Linked DNA regions of Homo sapiens: region 1 is linked to region 2. The links are chromatin loops, found by intact Hi-C in ENCODE. Cell type or tissue: thyroid gland. All regions are shown on one strand. Each heading gives the region's core, and the rest is flanking DNA. Links, peaks and the distances in the headings are about the cores only. Region 1 overlaps ZBTB7C (zinc finger and BTB domain containing 7C). Region 2 overlaps ZBTB7C (zinc finger and BTB domain containing 7C).

Evidence for each region. A loop is a pair of places that touch in the nucleus more often than their neighbours do. Peaks named below come from ENCODE experiments on the same cell type or tissue, not always from the same donor. Only the 100,000 strongest peaks of a DNase experiment are listed, where the experiment ranks them.
Region 1: a loop joins it to region 2, with 2.1 times the contacts of the local background. A loop is called at or near these places in 7 of 110 quality-filtered maps.

Annotation. Positions count from the first base shown.
Region 1 is chr18:48,045,169-48,057,321 of GRCh38, reverse strand. All of the region lies in intron 3 of ZBTB7C (zinc finger and BTB domain containing 7C), which reads left to right. Among named protein-coding and RNA genes, the nearest start is that of ZBTB7C-AS1, 110 kb to the left of the region's middle. RefSeq lists an enhancer at 2,616-3,116. In thyroid gland, for the core only: no CTCF peak of the experiment used is centred there; DNase peaks (open chromatin) are centred at 4,825 and 6,961; H3K27ac peaks cover 3,740 bases.
Region 2 is chr18:48,130,382-48,142,534 of GRCh38, reverse strand. The region is part of intron 3 of ZBTB7C (zinc finger and BTB domain containing 7C); the gene reads left to right. Among named protein-coding and RNA genes, the nearest start is that of ZBTB7C-AS1, 26 kb to the left of the region's middle. RefSeq lists an enhancer at 2,998-3,497. In thyroid gland, for the core only: CTCF peaks have their summits at 1,669 and 6,363; DNase peaks (open chromatin) are centred at 1,514, 2,914, 3,694, 5,314 and 3 weaker places; H3K4me3 peaks cover 1,859 bases; H3K27ac peaks cover 6,142 bases.

The sequences.
Region 1 (12,153 bases), core at 1,971-9,970, 86 kb after region 2:
GGCTATAGAATCAATGCCACAGAGATAATCCTATATGTAAGTTGAACATATGGCAGTAGTGAAATTGCAAGATATATATCTATAAGGGTAATTGCTGAGTTATCAGAATTTTTTTTATTTTTGGCCCATCTGGTAGATGAAACTTGAAATCTAATTTTTATGTCTTTAATGCTGAATGATGGTAAGCATTTTTCATACACTTAAAAGCTATTTATATTTATTTTTCTATGATCTTCCTGTTCATGGGTTGGTTTTTTTTTTTTTTTTTTTTGACAATTTTTCTAATAAACTATAGGTCTTTTCCTGATTTGGTGACACATGGTCTCTCTCTATATAAAGGAAATTAGCCCTTCATCATATGTTTCAAATATGTTCTTCAGTTTGTTTGTGTCTTGATTTTGTTATGGAATTTTGGATGTACATAAATGTTTAAATCATTATTTAGTCAAATTTAACAAATCTTTTATGACTTCTGGGTTTTCTATCTTAGCAAAATATTTTTCCTTTGCAATTATAAAGTAGTTCTTCAATATTTTATTTACTTTTTTTAACTTTTAAAGCTTTGCTACATGTATCATTTGTTTTGGTGTAAGGAGTGAGGAAGGGATACAAGTTTTATTTTGTTTTGTTTTGTCTCCTACATGGTTGCCTAGTTGTTCTAATCTCATTAATTGAAAAATCCATTTTAAAATACAAATTGAAATTCCACCTTTATTACATGCTAAATTCATACCTACATGAATTTATGTGAGTCTGTTTATGGACTGCCCGTGACTTTATATTGATCTGTCTTCCTGTTCATGATCCAGTACCAAATATTTTATTTTTATGGCTTTCTAATGTGTCTTCATATCTGGTAGGGCTGGTCCCCCTACTTCTGTTACTCATCTGTTTCAAAAATTTCTTGGCTATTCCTAAATGCTTATTTTTCTATATGAACTTCAGAATCAGCTTATCTAATTTCAGTAGAAATTCCGATATTTTTATTGGGATTGTATTGCACTTATTAAATTATTTAGGGGAAATTGGCATCTTTATGGTATTGTGGCTCCCTGTCCAAATACGAGTTGTATCTTTCCATTGACTTAAGTCTTAAGGAGTGCTTCAGTCATGTTTAAAACAGTCTCTGTATGGATCTTACACATTTCTTAATAACTTATTCCTAGGTGTTGTTTCTATTTTTGTTGCCAAGTCAGTGGGGTCCCTAATATACTTCTGAACTTGTCTGTTATTTGTATAGGAAAGTATCCAATCATATCATCCACAAATAATGACTTTTTTGCCAACTCTTCTTTTTACTTTTTAACCTTGTATTTCTTATTCAACATTTCTGATCTTGAGACTTCAAATGGGAAGCCGACCTTCTAGGTGTGAGGAAATTCCTGAGCCCGTCCTAGCTCAGCAGCGGATCTGCCAGGTTTCCTCAGTCCAGGGTGGAGATGGGGAGATTCTCCTGCCTTGAGAATATTTTCACTGTAAATTTATGATGGTCTGGAAACCAAAAATCGCAGAGCAAGACGACGAGCGGTGGTAGCTGCAGTGGGGTCGAGTTGGGGTGGAGGGAAAGGGTAGCTACTCTATAAGGTGCTGAATCAGGTGAACTATTCTTCCTTTAGGTCGGGAAAGTCTAGTCCTTGGTGCTGGGCTCCTGTGGCTGGGAGCAAATATCAGGAGAGTGAAGGCAGGCTCCTGTCTCCTGAGAGTCTCACAAAGCACAAAAGGGAGGGCTGGATTCCCAGGCTGCATTCAGAAGCGGGCACTTGTGATGCATTGTTGCACAGCTTTCCACGATGCCCTCCCTCCCCAGACAGCCGTTCAGCCCAGACACCTAGCTCTGACTTGCTGGCTTCCATATTCCTGATTGTAGCACCCAGCCCGTACTTGGTTCTTTTTTTTTTTTTTTTTTTTTTTGAGACTTGAGTCTTACTCTGTCACCCATGCTGGAGTGCAGTGGCGCAATCTCAGCTCACTGCAACCTCTGCCTCCTGGGTTCCAGCGATTCTCCTGCCTCAGCCTTCCGAGTAGCTGGGATTATATGCACCTGCCACCATGCCCAGCTAATTTTTGTATTTTTAGTAGAGATGGGGTTTCACCATGATGGCCAGGCTGGTCTTGAACTCCTGACTTTAAATGATCCTCCCGCCTCAGCCTCCCAAAGTACTGGGATTACTTTGGGAGGTGAGCCACCATGCCCAGCCCCACATTAGGTTCTTTATTGGTTCCTACTTCTTTGAGATATTTTGCTGTGGGTTACTCTTACCTGCCCAGTGAAGCCAGAAGCCCCTCTAAAGCAGGTATTTTCTATAGACTTACACAGCATGAAGCCCAGTCAAGCATATGGTGAGTGATCAATAACATGTGGTAATTGACTGATATTCCACGAGTCAACCAAAGGGGACAAATGAGTTTCCAACTCACATCCTAATTGCCCTCTCTTTGGAAAGGGAACCAAACAGCCATCAGCTTCTGCAGTGGGCAAGGGAGGAAATGATAGCAGAGGAGAGACTGGGCTCAGGTATAAATAGGAAAAGGAAACGCTTGGGCTTTCTCAGTGCAATAAAAGTTCTATATAATAATATTATAAGGAACTGTGCAATTAAGCCTGGAAATTGCAAGCTTCCAGTTTGTTCTTTCCCAGCCAAATGCCAGGCGGTTCTCGTGGTGGACGGCGTTTGCTTAGAAGAAAAGTACAAGTTCTGAGGCAAATCTGAGGTTTGGCTTCCTTTGAAAAACACAGGCAGGGCCGGGATCTTTGAGGCCATCTGGCTGGACCTCGTCTCTAAATTGAGGTAGACAACAGCAGGGAGGCAGGAGTGTTTGTCGAGGGCTGAGGCATAACCAGGACATCTTACACCTGTGATGAGTCCTCGGCATGTGACTCTGTCCTCTTTCCTCCCACAGCTGCCACCCCCCACGGCAGCTCCTCCCCGGCCAGATCCCACATGGAGGTCTGGGGTAGAGAAGGGCAGGGGAGTGGCCGTGAATAATGCAGAGCGGCTTCCTGGGTCAGGAGATACAATCTCCTAACTGGTTCCGGCCGCCCTTCCCTCCCTGCTCCAGGACTGCTTCTTGCTGACACCTTCCTCAAATACAGCGCCAAGAGATTCTTCTCCTATCCAGAACCTTCCCTGATTTCCTTCGCGGAAGGATTCCAATGCTCATGAGGCCCCTGCCTCACCGTCCCACCCACGCCCAAGACTCCCACATGGTGGGCTGCAGTGTTCCCTGCTCTGCTTCCCAGACTAGCCTGTCTCTAAATTCGTTGAACTTAAATCTTTGAACCCAGCACCGCAAACTCCCTGGCATTCCTGTCTGCATGTGCCATCCTCACTCAGCCTCTGCGCATGCCTTCGCACAAGCTAATCCCTTTGCCAAAATGTTGTCCTTCCCCTGCCCCACATCCCTGGCTGCTTGGGGGCCTCACCTCCTTGGAGGAGTCCCCTTCCTGGGCCCAGCAGAGTCCCCGTCCTCTGACCCCAGGCACCCCATCTGCCTCCATGAACCAGCACTTAGCACTCATTTTAGGTCTTGTCTTTACTGTCTCTCCCACTCTTCTGTGGCTTCTTAAGACCAGGAGCTCCATCTCTTTCATCCATGTTTCTCCAGCACTTAGCTAAATGGGTAAATACTGCAGTAGCTGAGAGAGACAGTTGCAGACTGCTTAGGAAACCCGGAACCTGACTGCTTAGGTTCAAGCCTCGGCTCTACCTCAGTTTCCCTACTTGAAAAATGGGGTGATAATGATGACAGTAGCCACCTCATGGGGTTTTTGAGAGGATGAAATGAGAGAAATATAAATGCAAATATAAATATAAATATAAATGTAAAATATTTAGGACAGCGACTGGTACCTAATGGGCACCCAGAGTACATCTCAGTGACCAGTTTGATTCAGTCAAAGGTGAAGGAATCTCAGAATTGGTCCTTCCATCACCTGTTTACTGTGTCTCTGTGCAGCATACCTGAAGTCACCATTATGGGAGAATGAGTTGTGTTCCTGTCCATTCCCCAACCCGCGCATGCAAGGCCTGTGGGGTGTCTGTAATGAATCTGTGCACATTCTGCAGAAGCGGCCGCTCCCAACTCCATGCCCATTCTTGGCCACTGTAGGGGCGATGGGAAGACAGACATGGAAGCTGCCTCCTCACTTTTCCTCTGGGGCAGGCGGAAGGGACGCATCAAGCACTTTTACCAACCTGTTGAGTCGTCATCACTCTACTCACTGTGGTCAAATAATAACCCCACCTTGACCTTGTAGAACACTCGTCATCTGAAAGTCCAACGTGTGTTCACATGTATTTTCCTGTGTAACTTGGCAGGGTCCCAGAGAGAACTAAAGTGAAGGGGGTGGGAGGAGAAAGAGGGCAAAGTCAAGGTCACAGGAAACCCAAAGTGAGATGCAGCAGCCCCAAGACATCTGAAGTCGAGCTGTGCATGACCTCAGAATCCAAGGATCTATCCTGGAACCAAAATATTGAAATGGATTCATGTGTGGGCAGCAAGGGACATTCACAACCAGCTAGTCTTATATAAAAGAAGAAACTGAAGCTCAAACAGGGACCCGGCCGCTTCAAGGTCACATGAAGCAGTTGCAGAGCAGAGCTAGGATTTTAACTATAATTCCTCCCCCAGAGGGTTTTGGCCTGCTGTCTGCTGACTGCACACCTGGGTACTTCCCAGCCTTTGCTCCTCATGCTCCCGGCCTTTCTCTGCTCCAACTATGGCCCCCTCACCTGGCCTCTGCTTTCCTTTCTGCCTGGTGTAAAGTCCCCAGGGCCAGCAGCAATGGACTCAGCTTCCAGAGCCCTACCCACAGCACTGGGAGCCCTTGGCACGTGGGTAGAAGAGGCATGCAGACAGCACACTCAGAGGCTAGCCAGCTGTGGAGCACCTTAATGCCTTCTAGAACAGATGCCAAAATATCCCCAGGAAGGGTCAAAATATGGTACCACTTAGCCCAGTTATCCACACACAACCTCTTCAATAACTAGCAAAATCTAAACCATTTCCACTCTACTAGAGGAGATGGCCCCTTTGGGCAGAAATGGCTACAAAGAATAGTGCTCTCATGGGTTGATGCTTGTCCCACCCTTCCACCACAGCCCCACCCTCCAGGGAGCCATCCAACACCAGAAGGGGACATCTCCTGTGAAGGCAGCCTGAGGCCATTGGGAGTATGAAACTCAGTAACGCGTGGCCTAGTGCTGTTTATGGGAGACGAGTGATTTATTTTATTATCTAAATTTTCAGTGGTTTAATAAGGTTTAATAAGCCTCCCAAGAAGTTTTCTGGCTCAGGAAATCGCCTGTAATAAACACAAGTAGTAAATCCTTTATTTTGAACATGAAAGAGGTGTGCAACTTTTCTTAAAAGAAAACAAGTCTCCCCCCACTGCCCCCTAGAAAATAAAGGATGAAAAAATAATTAAAGAACAACAGCTTGAAGGGGCACCATTTGATTTGCCTGCCGCAGACTTCCATGGCCAACCCGGCCAGGGTGCCAGCCATCTGCGGTGGCACTCCTCTCCATTGGTGTGTCCCGCCAGCTCTTGACCCTGCAGTTGCACCCTAGCAAACTGAAACGAGCCCTCACTTTGTGACTGAGGCCAGGCAGCCCCGTAGGGAACCCACTTTTTCTGTCTTTCTTGCAAGTCCCCTGCATGGTGCATTAGCAAAAGCAATGGCCTCAGGGAAGATGCGAGCGCCCCCACTCTCATCCCATCACTTTGTGACCTTAGCCTCACCTTCACTTTAGTTTCCTCATCTGTCAAATAGGCATAATTCCGCCTGGCCTGCCACCAAAGAGGTCAAAGTGCTTTGAAAGGTAAAAGGCTCCAAGCCACCCCTTGGATGAGGGGATGAGGGCAGTGGTCCTGGCACATCCACTTCAGATTGCCCCAGAGGCCTCAGGCAGCCTCTACATAGACGAAGGGGGTCCTCTAGGTGTGACTGAGCAGCTCTGACACTCATGTACCCTCAGCCTGAATCCCACACCCATTTCTATCCCCAAAGCCCAGGTGTGAGGCTTCCCCTCATTCTTCCTCACCCATCTGCCCATCCCTTGGGCTACGCTCTTCGGTACCCTTCAAGTCCAGCCTAGAGAAGCGCACCCTGGCTTTTGCCCTACTCTAAACCTCTATGGGGATCTTAGACCTTGTTCTGATAAAATCAAACCAATGCTGGTGTAGAGGAGATGGAGAAAGGGTTGAAGAGGTGGCGATGATGTTGGGGCTGGAGGTCAACAGGGGATACAGCCTCATACAGGGGGCAGAGCCTAGGTGACCAGCAGGAGGTTTGGGACCTCTGTCACTTACACAGTTCTGTGACCTTGGGCAAATCAATTCACCAGCAGGAGCTTAGGTTTCTCGTTGGCAAAATAGGCAAAATAATTCCTTATGTACACAGGGATCCTAGGAAAACATGAAGAAAAATGCCTGTGAACAAGCTTTCCTGAAAGTAAAGCTCAACAGGCATGTGGCATTGTTAACCCAGGGGGTTTCAGCAGAGAACCATGAAGCAGAGACTTGAGTGACTGGTTGCAGAAAAAAAACTCAGACCTTAGATGTAGGGGCAGAGAAAATCTGTCTGTGACTGGGATGAGAACCCAGGGGTGCCTGCTTCCTGGGTCTGGCCTCTTCTGGGCCCTTGCTTGTCTTGTCAAGGGGGCTGGACATTGCAGGGAAAGAGGAGGGGGTGCACAATTGTGTGAGGTGGGAAGGGCCTGCATTCCAGCTGTAAGGGAACACCTGGATGGCCATTGCCCTTAGCAGAGGAAGAAAGCTCAGAGCAAATCGCACAGAAACCCTGAGGGGCTGAGTGGGCCAGGCTCAGCTGGGGACTGCGGGCTCTAGGCGTGTCCTGGCAGGGTGGCAGAGCAGGTGGGGCCGGCTTTACCCAGTGTGGGCGCTCTGCCTGGGGTGCTCGTGGCGGGCAGGGCACAGGCTAAAAGTTGAAGTAGCCCTGCCCAGCCTCCCAGCCCACATGTCTGGTTCCAGCCTCTGGGGCAGCCAAGGCCCAGGGGCATTCCAGGGCCAAGGGGTGTGACCACCTTGCTTGGGGAAACTGCCAAGGGCTGGGTGGGTGTGCCCAGCAGAGATCTAGGGCTGGCCAGCTGCTTGGGCCAGGTCTCCCACCCTTTATCCTGCCCTAACCCACCACCCCTTTGTGGATTTCAGTGCCTACAGACCACGAGTAAAGACCTGCTCAAAGAACGCAGGTAGCCGCTGCCCAACCTCATTCCCACATCTGGAGAGGAAATCCACATCCCTTCTCACCCCATGCAGCACACCTCCCACCCCCACCTCAGCCACTAATTCCACCAGGTGGCTGTGAAGCTCCAGGCCTGGGCATGGGAGGAGGTGGAGGCTGGAGACTGGGTGGGGACAGCTTCCGGGATAGTGGGAGTCGGCTGGCTGGGGCCAGCTTGCCCTGGGGATTTGGCAGATGGAACCACCATCCTGAGCCCAGATTTGCTGAGCTGAGCAGGATTCAGGGAGGCACCAGACTTGTGGATCATAGCAATAGAATTGCACCAACAGTTCTATTCTTGAAGGGCAGGAAAGCAATGGGACTCAAGCAGAAATCCAGTTCCCACCCTGCTGTTTTCTAGCTGCGTGACTTGGAGCAGGTCACTTAGCCTCTCTGATTACCATAACAGGGATCATAATACCAGCAGAAGAATGAAATGAATTAATATAAGCACCTTATGAATGATAGGGCTCTGTTCAAATGTCAGGTATCCCACGGCAGAGGGCTGGGGCCATCCCACTGCCTTTTGTGATTTCAAAGCTATCCCCTTTGTTTATTTGAACCAATCTCATTCATACAGTGTCTACCATGTTCCTACTTGCTGGCATCCTGGGAGTAATGCAGAAATACAAGAAATAGACCCTGCCTTGAAGCAGGTGATCTCACTGGGGGAATGGGACTTCCAAATAACCCAAGTGTGCCTGGAACCTCAGGCTGACTCATTCCACTCACATACCACTCGGCGAGATCCATGCAATTACTTCCCCATTTCCTAGATAAGGAAACTGAGGCAGCAGAAGTATATAATTTGCCTACACCAGCACTTCATGTTCCTAGTAAAACTAAGACTAGAACACGAGTCCTTTACTAGCCAGGCAGGCTTGCACCTAGTTGGGGGCACTGTGGTCTAACAGAGGGGACACAGGCTTGGGCATTAACCTATTTATGCAAGAGGTTGAGAATCTTTTTGTGAAAAATCAGACTTTGGCGATGACCTTGAGCAGTAGGCTATAAATAACTCCCACAAGCTTAGTGTTCCAATAATGGAACACTAGGCATAAATGGGTTAAAACATCCTAGTTCTAATTCTAGCTCTGACACTGATTTGCCATGTGGCCTGGGGCATGGGCTTCGTTCTGTGCCTAATTTTCTCATCTGTAAAATGGACGTAAAATTTGTACCAGCCTTGCCAAGCTCTTTGGGTTAGAAGTACCTGAGACAAGGAGGTATGAAAAAACCTTAGAAGATGGTGATGCTCCGAACAGATGCCAGGGGAGAGCCCTGGGAGCCTGTAAGGACCCTTCTCAGGGAGTGTCTTCAATAGCGTAGATCTCTGCAAAACTGTGCAGAAGGCAAATTGGTTTCTGTTATGGCCCCATCCCTGCAAAAACACCCATAAGATGTCTGCATCCTTCCTGGACTTCACAATTGCTAGCATTGGTTGAGCACTGACTACATATCAGGAGGCAATTTGTGTGCATTACCTCATTTGATCCTCATGGCAACTCATCCTCATTGTACAGATGAGGAAACCCAGCTCAAGGAGGGTAATTACCAAGTCCCACAGGTCATGGGGTGGTGAAGCGAAGATGTCAGCCCAGGCTATCTGAGAGCGGGGACCTCACCCTCAACCTCCTCAGTCAACTCCAGGCACAGTGTCAGCACCAGCTGAGGACAATTTGTTTGATCCCACTTGGGGAATCCAGGTTAAGCCTATTTTCAGAAGGGATTTAAAGCTCTCCAGATCCATTCCGGATTCAAATGATGTAGAGCATGTTCTTCCTGCCCCCTCTGCCCAACAAAATGCTTTCTACTCTTCACAGCTCAGACAAGGCCCCTGTTCCTAGAAGCCTTCCCTGACCCCCAGCCCACAGGGATCGGTACCTTTCTGCCCATACCACTCATTTGCACTCCATACTCCTTAGTCACCTGGCAAGCTTGGGTCTCAGCCCCCTCTGCTCATCTTTCCAGGCTGGCTCTGATTAAACCCCTAGACTAAGAGTCAGCCTCCCAGGGGAAGGGTCCAAATCCCCCTGCCCTTGAATTGGACTTCCCAGGGGGCAGCATGGTGAAGGGGAACAAATATGAGCTTTGGCATCAAACGCAGCTGGGTTCAAATCCTGGCTCAGACATTGGCTGGCTGGGTGGCAATGGGCAAGCTACCTGCCCTCTCCATACCTGTTTTATTATCTGTAAATTGGAGGTGCTGATAAAAATCTATATCTTTCAGAGTTGTGTTGCTTGAGAAAGGATTAGAGGTGTGATGACTGACGTGACAAGTGGCATTCAATAAATGGTAGCTATTATTGCAAAAGCTCACTAGCTTGCTGGCCCCTTGGTAGGGAGAGAGGGGAGCACAGTCTCTCTCTGAGAGGACAGATGCTCTCATTTTACAGTTGAACAAACTGAGGCCCAGAGAGGGAAGTGCCATTTTTTCAGACAGGGTTGCTTGGACTTACCCGGGTTCTAGAACCTTCCACTGAAGGCAGAGGCCCAGGGGATGTCCTCTGGAATAGTGGCCACATCTAAGAAGGTTTCAACCCGCCTGCATTCTTCTTTAACCTCTTTCTTCCATTTCTGAGCTCCTCATCTCCTCTTCCCATCTTTCTCCTTTATTTTCATCTCTATTTTTTTTCTAGCTCCTTCCTACCAAAGGTTCATACTTCACATCAAGCCTCTTCTAGCTGTTGAGTGTTTTGTTTTGTTTCTCATGTGTGTCTGTGTGTGTGTGTGTGTGGAATTTTTTTCCTTGTGCATGTTATTCTTGGAGACAGAACTGCCTTAGCTTAGAAGATGGGAGGCAAAGGGATGGAAGGCATGGGGGCAGGAGCATGACATCCCCTTTGGGACACTGCTGTCTACTGGCCCACCAGGGCATGGGAATCTTAGGGTCACCAGGGAAGCTCCCAGCATGCAGGGTGGGGACACTTCTTCCCAAAAAGACAATGAAACAGCAAGTGGCAGCCCTCACCTCCTGACCGCAGCTCACCCCTCCCAATCCCTGCCACTGAGGTTAGTCTCCTGCCTGGAAAAACAGCCTTGAGCTACCATGGTTACATCTGTTTCTCCAGGAATGGAACAAAGGCCACAAACCAAGGCGCAGTGAGAAGTCACTGCTGGGAAAACCAGCCTTCAAGTCCAGGGTCACAGGGTGGGTTCTGTCCCCATCGTCAGATCCACTTTGCGCTTCTGGCTCCTCATGGTCATGATGTTATCAGATTTCTCGTAACCATCCTATCACATGATGAGACAGAAGTCCAGAGAAGTGGAAGGGCCTCCCAAAGTCACACAGCTGTGGTTTCCTGATTGTGAGTCGCAAGTAGACATTGCTCTCAAAGCACAGAAGATCCACACTTAGCACAGGACAACCACACGCCATTTCTCAGAGTGCTCGGATGGTTATCACAGTGGGACGCTGATCACCAACACGTGGACTAACGGGTTCCAGCTCTTCTATTTTAAAAGGCAGAGTAAAGTTTAAGGAATGGTGGGAATTTTCCCTGAAAAGCATTTTAAAACATTTTCATCTCTAAAGGAATAAGCCCTTAGCAAGCAAGAAAACTTGGCTCTCCATAGAGAACTAATTTCCTGGGGTTTTACTGACTTTGGCTTTTTACTTAACAGTGGAAGGGTCGTTTCATTTACACACAGTCTTTTCAGATGGGAAGACCCCTTTGAGGGTCAGGACCCTGCTACCTACAGGGTGGCTTTGTGAGAATTAGAAAAAGGTGTCACTTCCTCAATACATTTGCTTCCATCTATCAAAACATTGTTGTAATACACGGATTTTGTTAAGGTGAGACATTTAACTGCCATCTGCCAGAAAATTATGATAAATATCACAAATCTATAGTGTCTGTGAAATGATGTCACTGGATTATTATCTATTACTGCATAACAACACAAAAATGTAGTGGCTTAAAGTGAGAATAAACATTTATTGCCTCATAGTTTCTGTGGATCAGGAATTTAGGAGATGCTCAACTGAGCAGTCCTGGTTCAGTGTCTTTCATGAGGTTGCAATCAAGATGTCAGCCAGGGCTGCTGTCGTCGGGAGTCCTGACTGGGGCTGGAGGATCCACTCTCAAGGTGGCTCACCCATTCAACTAGCAAGTTGGCATTGGCTGTTGGCAGAAGGCCTCAATCCTCTGCCATGGGGACCTCTCCCTAGGGCTGCTTGAGCATCCTCACAACATGGCAGCTAAGGACAGCCCTTGCCATAGACCTTCCACCAACTTTGTGTCAGGACTGTGCTAAGCATTTAATGATATGATCTGCCCTCAAGCAGCTTACAATCTAGCAGAGACACCAATCATTACAGTTCAAGGCAGAGTCAAATAAATGGCAAGAATCAGGAGACCGAAGGCTGGAGAGATGGAGCCTCTGAATTGAGGGATGGGGAAAGGGTTGTCTAAGTGAGACCTTGAAGTGTGGATGGGATGTGGACCCCCGGAAGTGCGAGATCAGTTGTAATCTCCAGCCAAGAGTTCAGCATGAACAAAGGCATGGCAGCTGAGAACAGGGTGTGTGTTTAGGGATTGGAGAGTAGGGGCTTCAAAGGTACATTTAGGGCACATTGGAGGGGAGCATTGTGGCCACTCAGTCCATCCAGGTGACCACCCACTCAGCTGTGCTCAGAAAGTGGGATGGGAAAGGCTGATTGAGCCACAGCTCTATTTTCTTCTCTCCCCTTCTCTTCTTACCCCCGGCAGAGCTTTGCCAAAACCACCACCAAAACTTACACAGAGTAGGGGAGGCTGTCTGGGGAGCGAGCAAGGGAGAGGACCCCTCTCCAACACTATGAGAAAGACAGTAGCCTGGGGCTGGGGTGGTCTCCACATTCCAGCCCCTGAGGCTGGCCAAGCCTGCCTGGAGGGCTCCAGTCTGCCCTGCCGGCCCTTGCCTG
Region 2 (12,153 bases), core at 1,508-9,507:
CTCAGGCTGTGAGCAGAGGTCTGGGACCCCGCACAGCCTACTGTGCAGCCAGCCAGGCTAGGAGTCCTGCCCTGCACTCCAGCCTGGCAGGGTACTTTCCCACAGAGAGAACAACCCAGCACCCTGTGCTTGGCCCACACCTCCCCCTCGGAGGTTCCTGAGGGCCCCAGACAAGCACCGGCTGGTCTCCCAGTGCTCCTAAATGGGAGGCAGGCTCTGCTGGCCCCCAATCCTCCCTCTGGGGCTACAGCTCCTTGCCCTTGCCTTCCAGCCCCTGCAGGACAGGGCAGCCAAAGGCCAGTAAGCCCAAAGGACTCCATTTCTCTGGATCACCATTATGTTCTGGAAGAAGTGGAGGAGTTTGATGGAGTTTGGCAAATGGCCGATAGGTTCCAAATGGCTGGGTTGCCCCCCTAACACACAGTGGCAGAAATGTATGTAGCCTTGGCAACTAACAGATTTGGGTAAACTCGGTGACCATATAAAGGGCTGTTAAAGTGTAGCTTAGCTTCAGTTCGTGGCTCCCTGTCTGTTCTCAATGCTAAACGGCAATGCATTATTATTTCAAATTGGCATTTAATACATTTCAATAAAATCTGATCTGTGGATGAAAGTGATAGAGCCATGCCATTACAATCCACAGGTGCTAATATGCAAACAGTGGAGTTCAGAACGGTGAGGTCATAGCCTGTGATTGGACAGGAAGCCAGAGGGGCCACGAAGGAAGAGGCTTGGCATGTCCCTCCTCCCTTGAGCTGGTTCCATTTTCTTTCAGTTTTCCTCAAAATTTAATTAAACATTTGTTAAGCATCCAAGAAGTACAAGGAGGAATGACAAGTGTAGCCTGTGTTAAATGCGGTGTGAAATGTTCACTCCAGCGAGAGAAAGACTGACCCGCTGCCCACGCCACCGTGACACCATAAATATTAGCCTACCTAGTGTGATGAGATTATGGGTTACTTTCCCCCCCGCCCAGTTCACGAATTTTCTCTACAATGGAAGAATTTCATCAAGACAAGATCCAGTCCTTCTGTTTCCCAGATCTAGGATTCTCTCAATAAACACCTGTACCACACATACCTGCCTGGGGCCAGTGACATACCAGGCACGATACAGTAAGAAAAGATGCATGGGTCCTTGCCATCAAGTAGCCAACATTCTAGTGGGAGGGACAGTCAAATAAAAAAATCAATGCGAGCATGAATCCTCTGATCAAGGGTCTGAAATAGATAATGGGGCACAAGATCCTAATTTATCTATGTGGTCAGGAAAGGCCTCTCTGAGGAGGTGACATTCCTGCAAGACCCAAAGTTGGGGGAGCATTTCAGGCTGGGAAATTTGCATAAGCCAAGTCCCACAGCAGGAAGGAGAAGGAACAGTGGGGGGGGTGGTGCGGGGGGGATGCCTATCTGTGATTGCAGTATGGGGTGCAGGGAGTTTGGCGAGAGAAGGGCCTTGAGGGCTATGGTGAATAGTCTAAAGTGCATGTGAGTGCCCTATGACAGGACCAGATGCCTGTTTTAAGTGGATTGCTTTGGCAGTCGTGTGGCGTTGGGCCGAAGGAGCAGAACAGGAATGGGGCAGAGAGACCAGTTAGGAGGTGCCTGTAGAAGTCAAGGTGAGAGGGGATAGAGGCTCCGCCAAGGGCAGCAGTGGCAGAGGTGGCAGGAAGAGGGCAGGTTCGAGCTCTATTTTGGAGACAGACTTGCTGATGGATGGTTTGGCTGGGGGCGCGGGTGGGGGCCAGGAAGGACAGGGAGGCAGCAAGCGTGGCGCTGAGTTTCTGGCTTGAGTATCACTCATTCCCATGTCTGCACATCCTCTAGGATGACTTGCTTCAGCACTCTAGCAAAGGCCAACCTCCCTCTCAGCCTCCCCCTGCCTAACAATACCCTCTTGGGTTCAGGAAGAGTCATTACCCTGCTTGTTCAGATGGATAAACTGAGGCATGCATCAGCAAACCACACTGCCCCTTAGGGAACCAATTGTATGAACCAAAGAGCCAGAGCTTGAACCCCAGGTTGCCTTGAGTCACCAGAGTCACAAAGATGCAGTGTGATGTCCAATTTTATCATATGTCAGGCGGTGTGACCTTAAACAAGTTGTAAAACTTCTCTGAGCTCCAGTTTCCTTATCAGTAAGATGGAGGAAATAACAAGATCTACCCCACAGCGTGGTTGCATAGAGTGAGGGCATAGGCCCTCAGTCAATATTAGTATACTCTTTGCAGATCACAGAGCTCATACATGTGTCTGCCTCTTTATGCACGTGTGTGCAGACACTCTGTATCTGCGTGTGCTTGTGGGCACAAAGCTGTTTGTGTGCCTACATTACAACCCCAGCAGATGACTAGGCCCTGCTGAGGTTTCAAGTTAAGACAGTAGCATGTTTGCTTATGTGCTTCTGTTTAGCTTTCTGAGCCATGCTCGGTGGTTGAAGTAGGAGCTTTCGTCCTCACTGGAACATGAGTGAGTTGTTGAGTTTGGAGCCAGCTGTGAAAGTCAGGGCAGGCTTGCCGTGTGAAGCCAGCGGGCTTCCACGTGCTCTGGCTGACCTGAACCGGGAAGGCGGGGAGCCAGAGGTGGGGGCTGAGAAGGGCTAGGGCTGGAGGAAGGGAGCTGAGGAGGAGGAGGAGGCCAAAGAGGGCCTAGGAAGGAATCCAGGCCCAAAAGGAAATGCACACTCAGATCTGGAGTCTGGTGCATCCAGAGCCCCTTCTGTGGGTGGCTTTGGGAGCCTCCCCTTGCCCTCTCTCCCCACCCACTTCACTAAGACTGCTTTATGTTCCTGTTCCCAGGAGGCAGCTGGCACCGAGGGAGGCTGGAGGGGTGGTGGGGCGGGGCTCCCCACTTTGTGCCCAGAGCCATTCTGAAGGGTGTGTCCCAGCAGGGCACACACACACAGTGATTAGGGGGAGGGAGGAGTGGCATTCACTGTCCACTGCAGGACCCAGCCGGTGGGCTGGACAGCAGCCAGCTCTCCCCAGGCTCTTGGCTGCAATATCACTGGCCCTGGCACCACCCATAGCCTACCCAGACACTCCTTCCAGTCCGGGGACTGGAACCCTGGCTAGGAGGAGCCGCCTGGGGGTAAGCTGGGCTGGGCACCTCAACTCTGTGCACCCCTCCCTACAGCTTCCCTCCCACATCCCGCTCCAGCTGGGTTTGAAAAGGTGCTCCCATCCTTCCTCCTCTCCAAACAAGGCTCTGCCCTGCACTCTCTCCTTTCAGCCAGAAGCTGCACCCATAAACTGGCTCTACCTCATAGACCCCCTCCTGTTTTCTTAACTACTGAGTGAACCCTCTGAACCAGGCCAGCTGCTGGCTTTCCCCAGTGACTCCCCCTCCTGCCTCCACTCCCGCACCTGACATGCCCTCCTCTCCTGCTCCCTGCAGCACCATCTTCCAGGCCTGCCCAGCCCCACTCCTCCTGTAGCCCTGTCCCTGTGAGCCTGCCTTACTAACTGCTCTGCAAAAGCACTGCCCTGTTCCTTATGCACCCACAGGGTGCTGGATGCACCTTGCCCCACTCTCCAGTCCGCCTGTGCTTTATCTGCCCCACAAGAAGAGAGGCTCCGAGGTTGGCACCCCACTGCACCCACCCCACCTCCACCCAGGCCGCTGAGGCAAACCCTTTACGGGCACACAGCAAACACTTCTGGATTCATACTGATTCCATCCAGGTCATGTGTTGGCACCTTTACCTCCTGGGGTCTGGGAGTGGAGTGTGGAGTTAATGCTTCATTGGATATTTAACTAGTGCCTTTGTGGACAAAGGGATTTGACTTCTCAGTCTTTGTCTTGGGTGTTCCGGGAGTACCTGGTTTTTGATAAAAAGCTATGGAGTCATCCAATCTTGGAAACTGTCCACCTGCTCTGATGAAGCACCCCTGCTTCTTCCCTTCAGCACCCAATTCCCTGACCTAGCAGCCTCTCCCCACCACATCCTGGCTGCCCAGCCTCTCTCTCCCCTCACGCAGCAGTCCACAGCCCTCTTTCCACAGCATGGAGGGTTTGACAGATGCATTCTAGTCTATTGTGGAAATGCCTGCTCCCCTGCCTGCAGCGGTGGGTATTTACAGTTTTAGAGGGAACCACAGAGAGAGACCCGACCTTTCCTGCCTTCCTGACACAAGTTTCCCTGCCTCTCTGGGGCAGGCTCCCTGCAGGGCATACCCCGAGAAGGAATGAATCTCTAACATTGGAATTTCAGGCAAGGGGCACCTGTTGGAGGAGATAGTTTTGTCTGAACCATCTTTCTGGGGCTCTGCAAAGCACAGCCTCATCCCTGGACCTTCATGGCCAATGCACCTTTGAGATTTACTTCTGGTTTCAGGATCCTTTAAGGCTCATGGCCTGCCGGAGAAGAGTGGCAGAGGCCATGGAAGGCCAAGCACCTCGTTGGACTCTTGTTTTGTGCTTATTTTCCATGGCACCGGGGTAAGATGATCAACAGGAAAGATTCACTCCCCTGGCGCTTCCCCCATTTCTGAGAACAGTCAGCAGAGGTATCAAGGCATTAAATGGTTATTTCCTCCAGGTGACCAGTCAGTTCCAGGGTAAAAGAGGCCTGACAGCACCCAGCTGGCCAGAGCCTCCCAGGTGGCAGTTTTCAAGAAGGCTCGAAGGAGAGGTTTGTGTGAGGTTTGAAGGAAAGGCCTGGGAGAGGGTGTTTGGCCACACCTCTGTGATTGGTGGCTGGCCCACCCCAGTGTGGACTGCCGGAATCTCCAGTTGGCATTTCTGAGTCAGCCTGCGTGATATGTCTGTTTGTTCGAGGGGAAGGGGTGTCTGTGGGTCCCACCCACAAGGTCTCATGATCTCCAACGGAGGAGGGAGCTGCAGTGCTGTGGTTACTTCCTGCACTCCCTCTTTTTTTTGTTACTTAAAGGATTGCTGTTTAGTGTTTGATTTGGTTAAGTTACACTCACGACCCTGTAAGGAGAAAACATATAATTCTAGTAATTTTATTGGGCTTAGGTTTCAGGCAAATGGAAATAAATTGCCTCTAAAAAGACAGACACGCTGAATTGAATAAAACAATAATAATAAAAAGCCTCCCTTGCTTTGAGATAAGTGGTAAGTCATTTTGTGAAGTACTAGAGAAGGAGAGTGGGGGGAAACCCACAAAAAACAAAACGGAGGAACCCGGAAGAAAAGAGGGGAAAAGAAAAGCTCCTCCACCGCCCTTGCCTTTATTTCTGCTTTACCTTTTCCAAAGATCTTAATTTGGTGTCATAAAGTGAAGCGTAACGCGCGAGTGGTGAGATCGTCCTGTCCTGCGCTTAACAGTACAGGTGGACCAAAGGGGCTCCCGGCCAAATACTTCTGGTTGGAGGGTGGGGAGGGAGTGCTCTCTCAAAACCACTCCTGGAATGGCTTAACTCGCCCAGCACGAATCAATGACAACCTCCCGCCGGCTGCGGCAGGCTCCCGCGAGCAGCGCGGCCGCGTGGATTCCCAGCCCGGGACCCTGGCGGCGCTCAGGACACGGCCCGGGCACGAGCGCGGCGTCCCCGGGGCGGCCAGGTGGGTCTGCGGCGGCCTCGGCCCGCCTCTGGGCTAGGATCGGGGCTCTGGGGAGCCCAGCGGCCGGGCCGTGGGGAGGGGGTGGGGGAGGAAGCCCTTCCGGGCGGCCGGGAGAGCGCTGCGGGCATTCTCGCTACGCGCTGCGGGGACCCTGTGGCCGGGTGGCCGCGGGGCGGCTCTGGCTGGCGCGGGTGGCGGCGTCCGCAAAGCGTTCAACTCCCCCAGCCTCGCCGGAGCTCCTGCGGGGCGTGGGGCCACGCACCTCTTCCGAAATAGGAGAGAGGATCTGGAACTCTGCAGAGAGCAACTCTCGCCACTGCCCCATTGCCGCCGGCCCACGCCAGCGGGCTCCTTTGGGGCGAGGGGCCAGCCGAAGGAACGTAAGGGCACTCCGAGAGGGAGTTGCGGGTGTACCTTGGTAGTTTAAATTGTCTCCCCCAAGAATGCTTGGTCCTCCTGAGAGTCAGATGCAAAACTTGGGGACGGGAGGGAGGGGGGACAAAAGCCATGGCAACTTGGCAAAAGTCGAGGGCCGGCGATACGGGCAGAAATTAAAGGAGCGATTGGCAGAAGTCCAGCTAGGCGCGCGGCGGGAGCCCTGTCAGGTCCCTGGGCTCAAATCGCGCGCTGAGCTGGGTGGGTGGGGGGCTCTTCCCTGGACTCCAACCTGGGGGTGAGTGGATGGGGAGCACTCCCACCCGAGCAGGCGAGTCGAGCTATAGTCTCTCAGCTCCGGAGACGGCCCGGTGTGGGTGGCGCAAAAGGACTGACCCCGTGCGTCCCCACTCCCGCGGGCGCCCGGGCCGGCGTCACCCACTGGAGCGCCTGAGTTCCTGCAGGCGGGCGCAGCGGCCGCGGGGCTGGCCTGGGAAGGACGATGGAGAGAGCTTCCCCCTAACCCAGCACCCACGCCCCCCTGCCCGCCGCCCACCCCGCGCGGAGCATCCAGCGTCGGGTCCCCCACGCCGTGCTCTGTGGTGAGGGCTCCAGGGTCGCTCCTTTCTGTTCCTGGCTTCCGTTGTCCTGGCTGTGTCTGTGCCGGCAGGCGGGTGGGCAGCGGGCGGCTGCCTTCTTTCTTTTAATAGCTGGTACCCAGCTTCGCGCAGAAGGAAGCCCCACTCCAGCGACTTATTGGTCGGCTAGTGGCAGACCACTTCCAGTTCTTCTAAATGCGGAATTTTGAAAATAGAAAGGAAGTGATTGAAACAATCGAGCAGTTTCTCCAGATGAGATAGAAGATTTTTTGGAAGGGGGAGGGGCGCGCTGGCTTGGAGGTGGTAAAGGCTCTGCCAGGTTCAAGTTTCAGCTCCACTCCCTCCGTTCCCCTTCTTTCACCCAGTTAAATCCTCTCTGGGCTTAGAAAGGCTCAGGAACCCCCGCTGGGTGAAACTCCAGGAAAGAAAAGTAGCCCCAGTGCCGGTCCTCCCCCCTTAAGGCACAACCTGGGCTGCATAGAAAAAGAACCCACTCTCCCAAAAAAGACTCATATTAGGCCACATCAGATATGAATCATTAGCCCCACTTTGCAGATGGGGAAACTGAGGCCCAAATGGGTTAAATACATTGTCCAGGTAGTAGCAGAGGCAGGATTGAAAGCCACTCATTGTACCCCACGTCTTTTAGAATCTTACACTTTAACTGCAGAGACAGGAATCGCCTTGGTATAATTATAGTACAACAGAAAATAGTATGTGTTACACTTAATATTAACTTTTTTTAATGTCATTTTCTTTTTAAACAATCAGTCATTTATTCAACGCTATTGTATTGTTTACTGTATGTGTCCAGGTACCATGCTAAGTGCTGGGCATACATCAGTAACTGAAATCAGACGAGATCTCTGGCCTCTGTCAATGGGAATAGTAATAGTAATAGTAATAGTGCAACCCTCAAAGGGTTGGATGAAGTGAGATGGAGCCTGGGAAGGAGCCTGGGAAGCATTGCTGTTGAGAAGCAGCAGCAGGAGGCCTGGATGAAGAGGAGGAGAGGGAGAAGGAAGGAGAGGAAAGAGCGGGGAAGTTAGAATGACTGGAGTCTCCATGCTGCAGTCACCAGGACTTGTCCCTGGTTCAAGGGGATGCAGTGGAATGCACACAGCACAGTCAGCCTCTGCCCCAAGTGCCCAGGAAGCTGTTTGAGCCCCTGCTGTTCAGATTATTCATTTAGGGTTTACAGTTGTGGGTTTCGAAGAGTCTGCACTTTTGGCACATGCCAGCTGGAGATGACAAGAAGAGGCCCAAACAGTCTCTGAGAGTACTGGCATCTCTCTCTGGATCAGTGCTGGCCGGGCTGAGAACTGTCCCAGGGTGTCACCCTGCTGATGCATCTGCCCACTTCCTCAGTGGCCAGGATGGCATTTTCATAGGACTCGAGTTTAGCTTCAAGCGCCTGCCCTTACCTTTGGGGAGGGAAGCTTGTCTACACTCACAGGACTTGTTGGTAGCAAAGCCAAGACTAGAACCCAAGTCTCTAGACCGTACATGGTTCACAGAGCAGCTCACTTTGGCCTTCCGGGGCGGTTTTAGGACTCAACTGAAAGACCCTTCATCCACTTACATCTCCACTTACAATGCCATTTCCTGAGAATCCTGTCCTCCTTCGTTTTAGCTGACCAGACATATCTGTCCTAATAGAATGGTGTTGGATGGATGTTTGAGACAGAGCAGCCATAAATAATCTGGGGCGTTTGGCCTGTTAACTCTCCTTCCATCCTGAATGGTGTAATAGGTTTAAGATAACTACCTCTAAAATTAACTATCACTTTTGTGAGGAAGGTGAACTGATAAATCTTGCCTTGAAACTATTACCCATCTGAGTGATGCTCTGGGACTTTCTTTCCCCAGAATTGTTACCGACTTCTGCTAGAAGAATAGTTTTTTTCTACTTCCTTTTCTTAAAAAAAAAAAAAAAAAAAAATCCTGGGTTTGAGGTCACAAGATCATATTGCATACTACCTTGATGTCGTGCTGCCAGAATAAAGGCATTTTCCCCCAATATTGAGATTATCAGCTTGATAAGGGCCGTGAGCACCCAGCTGGCTATCCCAGTGTTTACAGCAATTACACAGGTGTATAATTGCATGGGGATGTTTGTTTGCTCAGCCCTTGCTCAGCCAGGCAGCCCTACAGGTTGGGCCAGGGAGAGAGCTGTTCAGTTTATTTTCCTTTGGCTGGGAACTGTGGAGATGAATAGAGGGAGGGGAATCGGGTTGAGAGATTGTTGCCAAGAGCAATTTGGAGTCTCCTTCATATTAGTCAGAGATTGTGTTTTTCCTTTCTAAAGCCTCCTGCTTCATAGTAACTTCCACGGAGGATTTATTTTCCATCTTGTGTGTGTGTGCTTGTTAATTTTTGTTTGATTTTTAACTTGCTGCACTTCTCATGACTTAGCAAAAAAAAAAAAAAATAGCGTGGGGAATGTGTGATGACACAGGCCCTTTATATCATACATTCTGCATGTTATTGCTTAATAAATTTGAATACTGATAGACCCTGAGGTATCATGATGGAGTGAAATGAGTAATTCCTTTGAAGGGAGAGTTTATCTTCAGTGGATGACTTTCAAAATTGCAGCATAATTTCACTTTCCCACTGTACATCTTGATCCTGTGTTTAGATAAATAGAAATGCTTGCTCTCTTCTGTCATTTTCCCTTTTGTTCCATTTGGAAGGCCCCCTCCATCTAGGCCTTGCTTGGAAGGGGATCAGCTAGAGTGGGCCTCCTTCCACTTCATCCGCACCCATGCACCTCCCTCCTCCATGCCAGAGGCCAGCTAGTGAGAAGGAGGTTCCCCCCATGGGATAAGAGCTGCCCCACAATGGTAGCTTGGCTTGTGTGTGCATGGAACACAGAACAGGAAAGCTTGCATGACCACAGGCTGCCCCTCCTAGGCCAGGAACCCCGGAGCAAGCTGTAATTCATCAGTCAATAACTGAGTCCATCCACTGAACAAATTGAGTGGAGCAACTCTGAGACTCCAAACTTGAAAAATTACCTAATAATACGGCACATGATCTATGTCGGCTTTTCCAAATTAGATGCAAACCAGATGCAAATGTACATGTGGCCCTCCCAAATGATATCATATAACTGGACTTGGCCTTCAGGAAAATCTGTGCTGCCTACACATATGCGTTGTACACATACCTGCAGGGCTATTGCTTTCTTGGCTGTGGAGTCTGGCTGACAATTCTGTTAAATTGTTTCTGGAGACAACAGGTTGGTCCGTTGGTCTTTCTGGAGCCACTGGAAGAGGTCACTGGAGAGATGACAGTGGTCTCAGCTCCTGTTGACACTTGCCATCCATAAGCCCTAGGGAAATCTAGCAGAGGCTGCCTCTATTAAGCAGAACTTAAACAACAGAAACTTTTCTAATGTTTGTTTTGTTTCTGTTTTTCTTAATAAAACAGTCAATAAAATTTATTGAGATATAATTCACATAGCATATAATCCACCCATTTAAAGTGTAAATTCAATGGTTTTTAGCATATTTGCAGGGCTGTGTAACCATTATCATAATCAGTTTTATAGTATCTTGATTACTCCAAAGGAAATACTGTACCCATTAGCAGTCACTGCCCATTTCACCCCAAGCCGTCCTAGGTTACCAATAATCTACCTTTTGTCTCTATAGATCTGCCTATTCTGGACCTTTCGTATAAATAGAATCAGATAATATGTGGTCTTTTGTGACTAGTGTCTTTCAACTAACCTAACACTTTTGAGTCGTTAGCTTTGTAGCATGCATCAGTACTTCATTTCTCTTTATTGCTGAACAATATTCCTTGTATAGATACACCATATTTTATTTACCCATTCATAATTATATTTACCCATAATGGGTAAATCCATTTACCCGTGATGGATATATAGGTTGTTTCCATATTTGGCTTCTGTAAATAATGCTGTTTTGAACAATCATTTGCAAGTTTTTGTGTGGACCTAGGTTTTCATTTCTTTGGGGTATATACCTAGGAGTGGAATTGCTGGGTCATATGGTAACTTGATAGTTACCCTTTGGGAAACTACCAGAATGTTTTTTTACAGTGGCTGTACCATTAGACATTCCCACCAGCAGGTATGTGATGGTTCCAGTTTCTCCATATCCCCACCAACACTTGTTGATAATATGGCCTTTTTATTGTAGCCGTCCTATCTTTAAGGGTTTATATGCTCAAGGGAGCAGTAGCCAGGAAATATTCTGGGATCAGCTCAGCCATGCTTGCTTTCTATAGGTATAGTGAGAGCCATTCAGACCTCTTGAGCATCCTGCACACCCTGGTGTTTCCTTTGCATGTCCCAGAGCTCTATACTGAGCTTTCCCTCTATGTCCCTATAAGACAGTCACTTTGTATGGCTGAGTACTCTATTTCATGCTGATATTTCAGCTCCACAGTGAAATCATTTTATCCCAGTTTTATGCCTATGGGACTGAATAGGATAACTAACACTCTTAACAAAGACAAATTTGAGCCAACTGGCATGGGGGAACTCACCTAGTTTGAAGACTACCAAACATTACACACAAAAAAAAAAACAACTATCCTTTCATTAGAACATCCTAAGTCCTGGTCATTAGCCATTCTGTGGCATCATGTTCAGTGTAGCCAAACCTGAGGACCAGAAGTGAATTCCAGTGCTTCTTGGAAGTTATCGTAATGGAATTTGGCTTGTATGACCCAAGAGCAGCCTGGACTATGCTCTGCTATGAATGGACTCTTCACCATCAAATGGTGCTTAGTCCAGCAGTTCCTAAACCTGATTACATGTTGCAATCACCTATAAAGTCCTTTAAAAGATTTCAGGCCAGGTGCCATGGCTCACGCCTGTAATCCCAGCACTTTGGGACGCGGAGGCGGGCGGATCACTTAAGGTCAGGAGTTCGAGACCTGCCTGACCAATATGGTGAAACCCCATCTCTACTAAACATAGAAAAATTAGCTAGGCGTGGTGGCACGCACCTGTAATCCCAGCTACTAGGGAGGCGGAGGCAGGAGAATCGCTTGAACCCAGGAGGTGGGAGTTGCAGTGAGCTGAGATGGGACCACTGCACTCCAGTCTAGGTGACAGAGCAAGACTCCATCTCAAAAAAGTAAAAAATAAAAATAAATAAAAGATTATAGATGCCCATGCCTACCCAAGAAGTACTGAAGTTGAATCTCAAGGGAGGCCACCGGGTGCTTGGAGGTGATTGTGGTGAAGTCTGAGAACACTTTTTAACCTCTCTTTGCCTCAATTTCCTGACTTGAAATGGGGAGTTGGATGGATTACGCTGGTGTTCTCCACAGAGATTCACACAGCTGGCTCAAGCAAAACAGATCTGTGTGGATCTGGTTCTGCACAAAATTTTATTTATAAAAGGGGGCTTCTGCTGCTGAAAATGATTCAGAGAGCCTTTAAGTAGATGGTTTCTGAAGTTCAGCTTTGACCATTCTGAGTGTTGAGGACAATTTTCCCAACTTCTCGGAGGAGGATTAGCAGAGTCATACAAATGGCCGTTACTTGGTAAGACAGTCACGCTCTTCAAGGGCAAGGACCAGATCACCCGTGTTGTTGCCCTGGCTAGCTGTGTGCACAACTGTGATATGGTAGGATTGACCTAGCATCACTTTCTTCTCCCTCCCCA